Linked DNA regions of Mus musculus: region 1 is linked to region 2. A link is a loop called in an ENCODE intact Hi-C map of the cell type or tissue named here. Cell type or tissue: heart. All regions are shown on one strand. Region 1 overlaps Kcnq1 (potassium voltage-gated channel, subfamily Q, member 1). Region 2 holds the start of Kcnq1ot1 (KCNQ1 overlapping transcript 1).

Region 1 (5,000 bases), 60 kb after region 2:
AGGCTACTGTGGAGGAAAAGGATAGAATATGAAACATAATATTAAAGGATAATTTAAAATTAACCTATTTTAATGCATTGCTGTAAAGCTTTGGGGATCCAGAAACTATATTACTTGTAAAAGAATAGGTAAGTAAAGATGAAAGGAAAAGAAAATAGCATGTTAAAATACAATCTAAGTTCACTCAACTAATCTGTAGTAAAGGAACAAAAATAAGAATGGAGAAAAATGTTCTTTTTTTTTTCAACAAATGGTGATAAAATAATGATAGCCACATGGAAAATGTAAGAATCTAGATACAGACTTTATACCCAATAAATAAAAAATAAGTTGAGAATGGATCGCAGACATCAATGTAAAAGTAGAAAATAGAAAATATCTTCACATAATACAGACCTAAAAAAATTCCAAACCTTGCACTAAAGAACTAAGTCATTTTGCATTTGTAGTTTGATATTAAGAAAAAAAAAACATGTTAAACTGTTGCCACCTCTATTCAACATAATGGTGAATGGTTTAACTGGATCAAATGGATTAGCTGGACACATGTAACACATGTAAATTGGAAAGGAAGTAATAAACAAGATTCCTCATAAGATTGTATATGGTAAATTCAGTAGTGCAAAAGAATATCAGTACACAAGTTTCATTTCTATACATCAAAATTGATATTTAAGAGTACCATTGACATAATTTCATTTGAGGCAGCAGTATGTTATCCACAGCTTTGATGGCCAGGCTACCTCGTAATTATTCTTGATTTCATAGATGATAAATCTGAAAAACTATATTGTTTTGCCCTTACTACAATAGGAACCACTGCATCCAACCAATTCTTGATTCTTGCACTTAAATAGGTCTTAGCTCATTCATACCAGATTGTAAATACAATGGATGTATACCAAAATTAAGGAACACTGTCCCAATATAATGAGAAATACTAAAAACCCAAAGAGAGCCGGGAAGATATCCATTTGGTAAAGCATTTGGCAAAATGCTTTTAAAGCATGAGGATCTGAGGGTGAGCCCTGGAACTCATGTGAAAATGTCATGTATATTGGATGTTTGCAGTCACAGTGATGGAATGGAAGGAAGAGAATCCAAAGAGTTTAGTAATTTGGCAGTCTGGCCTATTTGGTCAAGTCGAGACTATCTCAATGGAGGTGGATAGCATTTCTAGTTAAGAAAGTGGAGGCTGTCCTCTGACTTAGAACACATGAATATGCACAAACATGCACCTACATATATATCTTTGTATATAAAAGAACAAGGCCATTATCAAAGAAATACAAGTCATGTTCCAGTAACCGACTCCAAAAAACCAGGCACATTAACTTAGTGACAATTTAAAATGAGTTAAGAATAGCCAACTAAAAGAGAACTGGGAGAGTACAATCTGAAAAACAATACATGAACAAATGAGTTTCAATAAAGCTATAGAAAGCAAAGCCAAATTCTGGAGGTGAAGAGTACAGTGAAAGGAAAATTGTAAGACTGGCTCAAAACAAGATTTTTCAATTAAAACTGGAAACCTTGACCTTGAAAAGAACACTTGGACCAAATGGATTTAACAGATCTATAGAACATTTTATCTCAAAACAAAAGAATATATCCTCTCAGCACCTCATGAACCTTCTCCAAAATTGGCCAAATAATCACACACAAAAAGCCTTAAAGAATCCAAGAACACTGAAGTGATTCCATGCATTCTATCAGATCACCACAGACTAAGGCTGGACTGAAATAACAACAAAAACAATGAAAATCCCACATACTCATGGAAACTGGATGCTCTAGTCAATGATAACTTGGTCCAGGAAAAAATTTAAAACTTTCTAGAATTCAATGAAAATGAAAGCATAGCATACCCAGACTTAATGGGACACAATGAAAGCAGTGTTGAGGACAATAGCACTAAGCGCCTTCATAAAGAAACTGATCCTATACTAGCAACTTATAGCACACTTGAAAGCTCTAAAATGAAAAGAAGTAAACACATCCAAAGGGAGTAAATGGCAATAAATAGCCAAACTCAAGATTGAAATCAACCTATTAGAAACAAACAAAATACAAAAACTCAACAAAACCAAGAGCTGGTTCTTTGAAAAACACCAACAAGGTAGATAAACCCTTAGCCAAACTATCTAAAGGGAACAGAGCCAGTATTCAGTTTAACAAAATCAAAAATGTAAAGCGAGACATTGAGGAAATTGAAAAAAACATTAGATCTTACTACAAGAGACTTAACAAAACTGGAAAATCTAGATGAAATGGTTGGCTTTCCAGACAGATACCATGTACTAAAGTTAAATCAAGATCAGGCAAACTAAAACAAGAACAAACAAACAAAAACCAACCAAACAAACTACAAAAAAAACAGCCCAGCGCCAGATGGTTTTAGTGCAGAATTCTACCAACATTAAAAAATGAGCTAATACTAATACTCAAACTATCCCACACAATAGAAACAGAAGGAACACTACCTAATTCATTCTGCGAAGGCACAGTTACTCTGACACCTAAATCACACAAAGACTCAACAAAACTTCAGACCAGTTTTGCTTTTGAATATTGACACAAAAATACACAATAAAATTCTTGCAAATTCAATCCATAAACATATCAAAGCCATCATTTACCAGGATCAAGTAGGCTTCATCCCAGGGCTTCAGGAATGGTTCAATATATGAAAATCCATAAACATCATCCACCATATACACAAACAGAAAAAAAACATGATTATCTCATTAGATGCTGAAAAGGCCTTTGATATTAAAATTCTTGGAGAGAGCAGGAATTCATGGCACATATCTAAACATAATAAGAGCAATAAATAGCAAACTGACAACCAACATCAAATTAAATGGAGAGAAACTTGAAACAATCCCACTAAAATCAGGAACAAGTCTTCCCACTCTCTCCCTGTCTTTAATATAGTACTCAAAAGTTCTAGCTAGAGTAGTTAGACAACAAAAGAATCAAGGGGATATAAATTGGAAAGGAAGAAGTCAAGTTATTACTATTTGCAGAGAACTCCTACAGCGGATAAACAACTTCAGCAAAGTGGCTGGATATGAAATTAACGGAAACAAATCAGTAACCTTCCTTTATATAAATGATAGATGGGCTGAGAAAGAAATTAGGGAAACAAAACCCTTCACAATAGCCACACATAATATATCTTGGTGTAACTTTAACCAAGTGAAAGATCTGAATGACAAGAAGGGGAACGGGGAGTGGGAGAGAGGAACCTGATCTTGTATTGGGTGAGGGAAAAGGACTGAAGCCCCAAGGGCCAGCAGAAAGAATGTAAACAGGCATCCTCAGGAAATAGGAGGTTGGGGGACCCCCCCCCAGAACGTACCATTGACCTGGGAGGTGAAAGACTTCCAGGACTCAAAGTGAGGGACCTTAGATGAAATGCCTGACAGTAGATAGAGGGAACTTATAAACTCCAGCAGGAAGACAGGACATCAAGTGAGGGATGGGATTTCCATCCCACAGTCACACATCTGACCCAAAATCGTTCCTGTCTGAAAGAATTACAAGGATGGAAATGGAGAGGAGCCTGAGGAAAAGAAGGTCCATTGACAGGCCCAAAGAGGGATCCAGCTCACGGGGAGATCCCAAGGCCTGACACTACTACTAAGGCTATAGAGTGCTCACAACAAGGGATCTATTATGAATGCTCTCTGAAAGACCCAAAAAAACAGCTGAAAGAAGCAGATGCAGATAGTTGCACCCAACCAATGGAAAGAAGCAGTTGACCCCTGTTGTTGAATTAGGGAAGGCTGACAGAAGCTGAGGAGAAGGGTGATCCTGTAGGAGGACCAGCAGTCTCAATCTGGACCCCTGAGATAACCCAAACATTGGACCACCAAACAGGACATACCAACTGATATGAGGTCCCCAACACACATACAGGAGAATTCCGGATCTGTGTTCATTCAGAGATGATGAACTTAAACCTTAAGAGAGTGGAAGCCTCAGGAAATTGGGGATGGATGGGGGGGGGGTGACAAATAGAATATGGAGTGTAAAAATTAATTAAAAATAATTTTAAAAAGAACTTCAAGTCCCTAAAGAACAAAGATGAAAAGATCTCCTCCCATGCACATGGACCTGTGGATTAACATAAACATCTTACCAAAAGTAAGCTACTGTTCAATGCAATGCCCATCAAAGTTCTAATACAGTTCTTCACAGACATGGAAAGAGTAACTCTCAACAGAGTTACTCAACATCATATGGAAAAACAAAGACCCAGGATAACAAAAACAGTTCTTAACAGTAAAAGATCTTCCGGGGAAAATAATAATTCCTGGCCTCAAGCTGTACAATCAAGCAATTGTGATGAAGATCACGTGGTATTGGTACAGAGACAGAAGTTGCCCAGTGGAATAGAATCGAAGACCCAGAAATAAACCCACACACCTATGGACACTTGATCTTTGATAAAGAGGGCATCTGAAATCAAGAAAATAGAAAAGTGAAAAGATCTCCTTGAGGGTTCGTGGAATGAAATCATGATCATTAAATTTCCCAATTGTAGAGTTTAAATAGAAGAGACAGAGAAAGAAAATTCATTTGAGTACATAAACTATTGAGAACCAGGCCAATCCAAAGCATTCTCAGAGGCCCTAATGAAGGAGAAAAGTAATCTCTTTATTCCAAACTTTAATCTATCCCCTATTTTTTGAAAACCTGATCCTCTCTCTCAAGGTTCTGTTACTGAAGGTTTGCCAGCTAGTCCATGCCAGTAAATAATCATTGAAAATTCAGATATATGAACAAAATGGACATTCAGGTATATGATAGGTTCAATACAACAATGTAGACAACACACATTAAAGATTGAAAGATTAATTCTATCAGTGCATTTCTTAGCATATATCAAAGTATGAAATTCACTGGTTAAGTATAGAGGTAAAACAAAACAACCAGCCAAACAAAAGACAGTCACAAACCTCATTTTAGATTTAAGAGCATATAGACTGAAA
Region 2 (5,000 bases):
CTTGTTTCTCAATGAGACATCAAATACATTCAGATCAAGCTCTATCCTCTCTGGTCTCCCTGAAAAGAGTAGAGAGGCAGGGTTTGGGGGTGGCATATAGCAGCTATACTGAGCTTGACAGGCAGAGCTAGTTGTTTGACAGCACCCCATGATCCGGAAGAGGGTGGTGTCAATTGAGCCTATGACCCAAAGGAAAAGGACAGGTTTTTTGGCCTAACCGACTTCAAAGATTGACCTATGGAGACCTCTTGAAAGCACAGTGAGGTATATACCAGATGTCATCAAAAGGAAATTGATTAGGGACAGAACTGAGGGCCCAGAATCTACAAACTGACAACAGACACTCTTGAATCTACTTGTTGGGTATGTCATGACTAAAGACACAATTAGAACTCAGACTTTAAGTATACCATTAAATAAACTAAATTTTCATAATTAAAACAACAAACCAAAACAAAACTATTCTCAGCCTGGTGGGGAGGTTGTGATATACAACCTTTAATTCCAGCACTCAGGAGGAAGAGGCAGGCAGATTTCTGTGAGTGTGAGTCCAGCGTGGTCTACCGAGCTAGTTCCAGGAAAGCCAAGGCTACTCGAAGAAACACTGTCTTAGAAAACAAAACAGAACAGAACAAGTACAACAACAAACCCAAAACAAATAAACAAACAACCCATTATCAAGATAGAATCCCTATCAAGCTCCCAGGAAGGTGTCACTCCTCTAAGTGACCTTGCTTCAGTTAGCTTCCGAGCTTACTCACATATTTGAATAAAACAGACCTTTGGGAAACCCACAGGTGAGGCCTGGAGGGTCAGCAAGGCACTTTGTAAGACACAGCTTCCCTAGGCAGCAGAGATCTACCCATTTGGTTTGGATTAAGAACATCCATAACAGGCGGTTGGTAACACACACTTTTAATTTCAGTAGTTAGAAGACAGAGGCAGGAGGATCTCCAAGAGTTAGAGTCCAGCCTGGTCTACAGAGCAAGTTCCAGGACAGCCAAGGCTACATAGAGAAACCCTGCCTAGAAAAAACAAAACCAATCAATCAACCAAACAAAAAGAACATCCATAACATTTTGAAAAGGTGCCTACATTTCTTACTGGGAGTTGTGTTTTGGTAAAACATGTGGATAGTCTCTAAAGAACTGGGGGTTCCACTCCCCTTACCTTCCCTGCAAGAAACAGGCCTGCAGGAACAGGATCCAAGGAAAATGCCTGGCCTTCTAGGCCAGAGGAGGCAAACAAAGGCTTAGGCCTCAGAGCTAAGCTGGGACAGTGCTTAGAGTAAGGAAGAGCAGGGTTTCAAATCAGAGCCCCATGGCCCCTTCACATTCTCTTGGTGCCTGGCTTAGCAGCTTCATGGGGTTCAGCAGCAGCATCTCTAGTAGACAGATGGGAAACAAGACAGAGAGGGTTCCCTGATCTCAGCCAAGGGGAGCAGATAACCACGTTTACCATGTGGCCCTGATGCCCCTCTTAGAGGTCAATTGGAAGGCTGGCAATGGCAGGAAGCAGGTGCCTAGTCACTTATGCTGGGGAAGTGGAAGGGGCCATTTGTGGCAAAAGATCCCAGGCTTCACTTCCAAGATGCAAGCTCAAAGCTAATATGATGAATTTAAAGATGGTGACAGGTTCTTGAGGGACCCCATTAACTGCACATCTGCTCTGGGATAGGCAGAAAAGAAAACCACCCATCAGGTAGGAGGGTAGGACTGGCCCTTTGAATCAAATGCAGCATGTTCCAGACGGGCCCAAAAGGAATTGGCAAAGCAGATGTGTGGCCTGGTAGGAGGTGGGGTACCAAGCTAGGAGTAGCTTCTGAGGGTAAAAAGGAACTGTCTGTTGCTAGAGGATGACACCAGTTTCTCTTTTCTCCAGCTAAATAACAACAGGAGAAAAAAAGAGAAAAAGAACAGAAAAGAAAAAGAAAAAGAAAAAAAACCCAAACCTAAAAACCGTGCCTTCCCCTCCTTCCCCCACATATACTCAGTCATCTTTGGCAAGAGAGCTTCCTGGCTGTTTTTGTAGACATATATTTTCAGCAAAAGCAGTTAAGATGTATGGCTTCCTTGCGTGCTTTAGATGACCACACCCTGGCCTGTTCACAGGACTGGCTCTCCCTCCCCTTCCCCTAAATCCTGTTTGAAGTCAATTCTGGGTAGGGGTGGTTTGGAGAATATACCCAGAGTTCCACATGCTAAAACTATAGTTTGCACAGAAATCTGCATTCCCCCCCCTCGCCCCAGGCTTGCTTATGAATCCTGGGCAAGTGGATTGTCCCCCAAATCTGGCATTTTGTCAAGTTTCTCCAGGCTTTAGGTCAATGCTAGATACAGGGTGGTGCGTAGACAGTGTTAGTCAAATAAATGCATGGATAAGTAAGTGGACAGAGTGGAAACGATCCTGAACACTCCAGTGACAGGGCCAGGAACCAAGAGAATCTGGAGGATGGGTCGAGTGGCTGGGGTCTAACCTCAGGACTATCATTACCTAGTTTTATAACATGGGCAGACCCAGGGCCCCCTCCTTTTCATAAGTAAGATAGCCCCAAGACTTTCCTTACTTGGTGATTAAAAAAAAAAAAACAAGCAGGGTGGCCTCCTTGTGTGCTTTAGATGACCACACCCTGGCCTGCACAGTAGGATTCCATGGGACAGCTGAGAGGGTGGATTGCTTTTTTGCATCCCAAGGTCAGGCCAGAGCCAGGGGCATACTCATCTTTGGCCATGAAACCGTTTAGGTACATTGGCTGCCTCAGGTATCTGCCCTGTACTGCATTGAGGTTGGTCTCACACTTATTCAGAGTTAAGAACCCCAGGTTCAGCTAGGAAGGGATGAGGAAGGTAGGCCTTAAGGGGTGGTGGACCCAGCAGGCTAGGTCGTACAATCCTGTACAAGCTCACCCAATCCAAATGCTGGAGACATCAGGCTGTTTCCTCTTGGCCAATAAAAATAGTCAGCACAGAGCTATCTGTATCCAGCCTATCATGAGGAAGAGCTCCCTAGTCATTATTCAGCATCTGTCCAATCAACAGTGTCGTGGCTGCCACGTCACCAAGGTCTTGGTAGGTGGCCTAGCCGTTGTCGCTAGGAGGAACAGTTGCCTCAGCACGTCTGCGCAGCTTTCCTTGCGGCGCCCCTCCGCGTGGTCTATGATGGTGCATTTTGGTCCAGTCAGGCCCGGTGTGGTCGGCCTCATTTTGGATTACTTCGGTGGGCTTCTCCTCGGCGTGGTTACGGTCTAGTACACCTTAGTGTGCTTTTCTCTGCATGGTCCTTCCCAGCGTGGCTCGTCTCAGCAGCGTGGTTTTCATCCGTGTGATCGTCCTCTGCATGGTTTTTCACGGTGAGGTCATATCAGCCAGCCACCAGCCTCAGCATATTTGTCCACAGTTCTTTTGGAGCTGCCTCTGCTCGGATCACTTGAGCACTACACCTCAGTCCCGACTAGCCATCCTCAGTGTGCTTTGCTCAACGCGATCCTCCTCAGTGTTTGTCCTGAGCCTAGACCTCCATGGTGAGGTCTTATCTTGTTTCGTCATGGTGGTCGGCGATATGGTCCGATCTGCCTCAGCAATTGGGTCACTTCCGTGTGGATCGTTTCAGCACGGATCACTCCAGCGCGGTCGGCTGCCTTGGCGCGATCCACTTGGCTTCTCAGCATTTTTTTTTAGCCTGCTGGGTTCTCTCAGTTTTTCTTCAACACGCTTCTTTTCCCTCTGTGTGATTCTACTTGGAGAGCTTTTCTGTTCAGCTTGGTTCCCAGCGCTTCTTTTTCTCGGCATGGTTCTCCTAGGTATGGTTTTTTTCTCAGCGCGGGTTTCTTCTCTGAGTCAGCACGGCACAAGTCGCAAGTCCGCGTGGCCGCGCTCATCATAGCCTCCCCCTCCTCGCGGCAAGCACTCACGGCCAGAAGCAGAGGTGATTCGTGCCGCGCTTTCGCGGCTGGGCTCCATCTTCGTTTTGCCGCAGTGGCTCCGTATTCGTTTTGCAGTTACGGCTCGGTCCTCGTTTCACGGCCGGTCCTCGTTTCACGGCCGTGGCTCAGTTCTCGTATTTTGCGTCCACGTCCCCATCTTTGTGGCCCAGGCTTACAGAAGCAGGGGTGGTCTTGAGGCCCTTTGAGCCCCGAGGTCGGTCGAGTCCCAAGGTGAGTGGCCTAGGACACCGGCTCAGGCCTTCGGATTCTAAACCCCGGGCCGAGTCAGAACGCACTGGAGCTGAAACCGAATCGGGTCTGGAGACCCCTGAGCTTTGTAGCCCGGTGTGGCCAGCACCAAGGTAGTGAGTGGAGTACGTGTTGTTATGTGGTAGCTGTTTTAATGCTGAGAGTGAGGGGCTCCGTTCGGAATGTTCGCGCATGGTGGGGGAAGGGTATCGTGGAACTGAGGCTGGGGAAGGCTGCTTATTCGGAGTTTTGAACCGAGTTGTGATCTAGCTCTTGGATCCGAGTTGGGTGTGTGTATGTGTGGGTCTACAGTGGTTCCGAGTCTAGAGTGGAGTCACGATTGGAATCGGGTAGAGATTCGGGTCTGGAGCCGACTCGGAATTCAGGTGTGGGGGATTGGGAACTTGGGGTGGAGGCCGCAGTGGTTGCAGTGGGTTCTTAACCTTCCTTGTGCTTTGACCCTTTAATACAGTTACTCATGTTGTGGTGACCTCCAACCATAAAATTAATTTCATTGCTACCTCATAACTGCAATGTTGCTACTGTTATGAGTCATTATGTAAATACCTGTGTTTTCCGATGGTCTTAGGCGATCCCTATGAAAGGGTTGTTCAAGCCTAAAGGGGTCACGACCCACACGTTGAGACCTGCAGAGTCAGAATCAGGTCTGAATTGGGGGAATAGCAGAACTGGGAGTTACCTCCAGATTTTCAGTTGGGATTTGATTCTTTTCTGTGGTTTTAAATTGAGATCCCAGAGGCTCAGGTCTCTGTTGGGGACCAGACTGAGGGTTTCTAGTTATATTCAGGACCTGACTGGGCAGTACAGT

Evidence for each region. Peaks named below come from ENCODE experiments on the same cell type or tissue, not always from the same donor. Only the 100,000 strongest peaks of a DNase experiment are listed, where the experiment ranks them.
Region 1: a loop joins it to region 2, with 1.8 times the contacts of the local background. A loop is called at or near these places in 2 of 42 quality-filtered maps.

What each region holds. Positions count from the first base shown.
Region 1 is chr7:143,235,109-143,240,108 of GRCm38, reverse strand. All of the region lies in intron 10 of Kcnq1 (potassium voltage-gated channel, subfamily Q, member 1), which reads right to left. Kcnq1ot1 (KCNQ1 overlapping transcript 1) reads left to right here. Exons shown (of 1, transcript NR_001461.5): 1 at 1-5,000. Among named protein-coding and RNA genes, the nearest start is that of Kcnq1ot1, 59 kb to the left of the region's middle. In heart, no CTCF peak of the experiment used is centred here; no DNase peak of the experiment used is centred here.
Region 2 is chr7:143,294,642-143,299,641 of GRCm38, reverse strand. All of the region lies in intron 11 of Kcnq1 (potassium voltage-gated channel, subfamily Q, member 1), which reads right to left. It overlaps Kcnq1ot1 (KCNQ1 overlapping transcript 1), which reads left to right and starts at 3,095. Exons shown (of 1, transcript NR_001461.5): 1 at 3,095-5,000. In heart, a CTCF peak has its summit at 3,108; DNase peaks (open chromatin) are centred at 2,951 and 4,064; H3K4me3 peaks cover 2,279 bases; H3K27ac peaks cover 2,538 bases.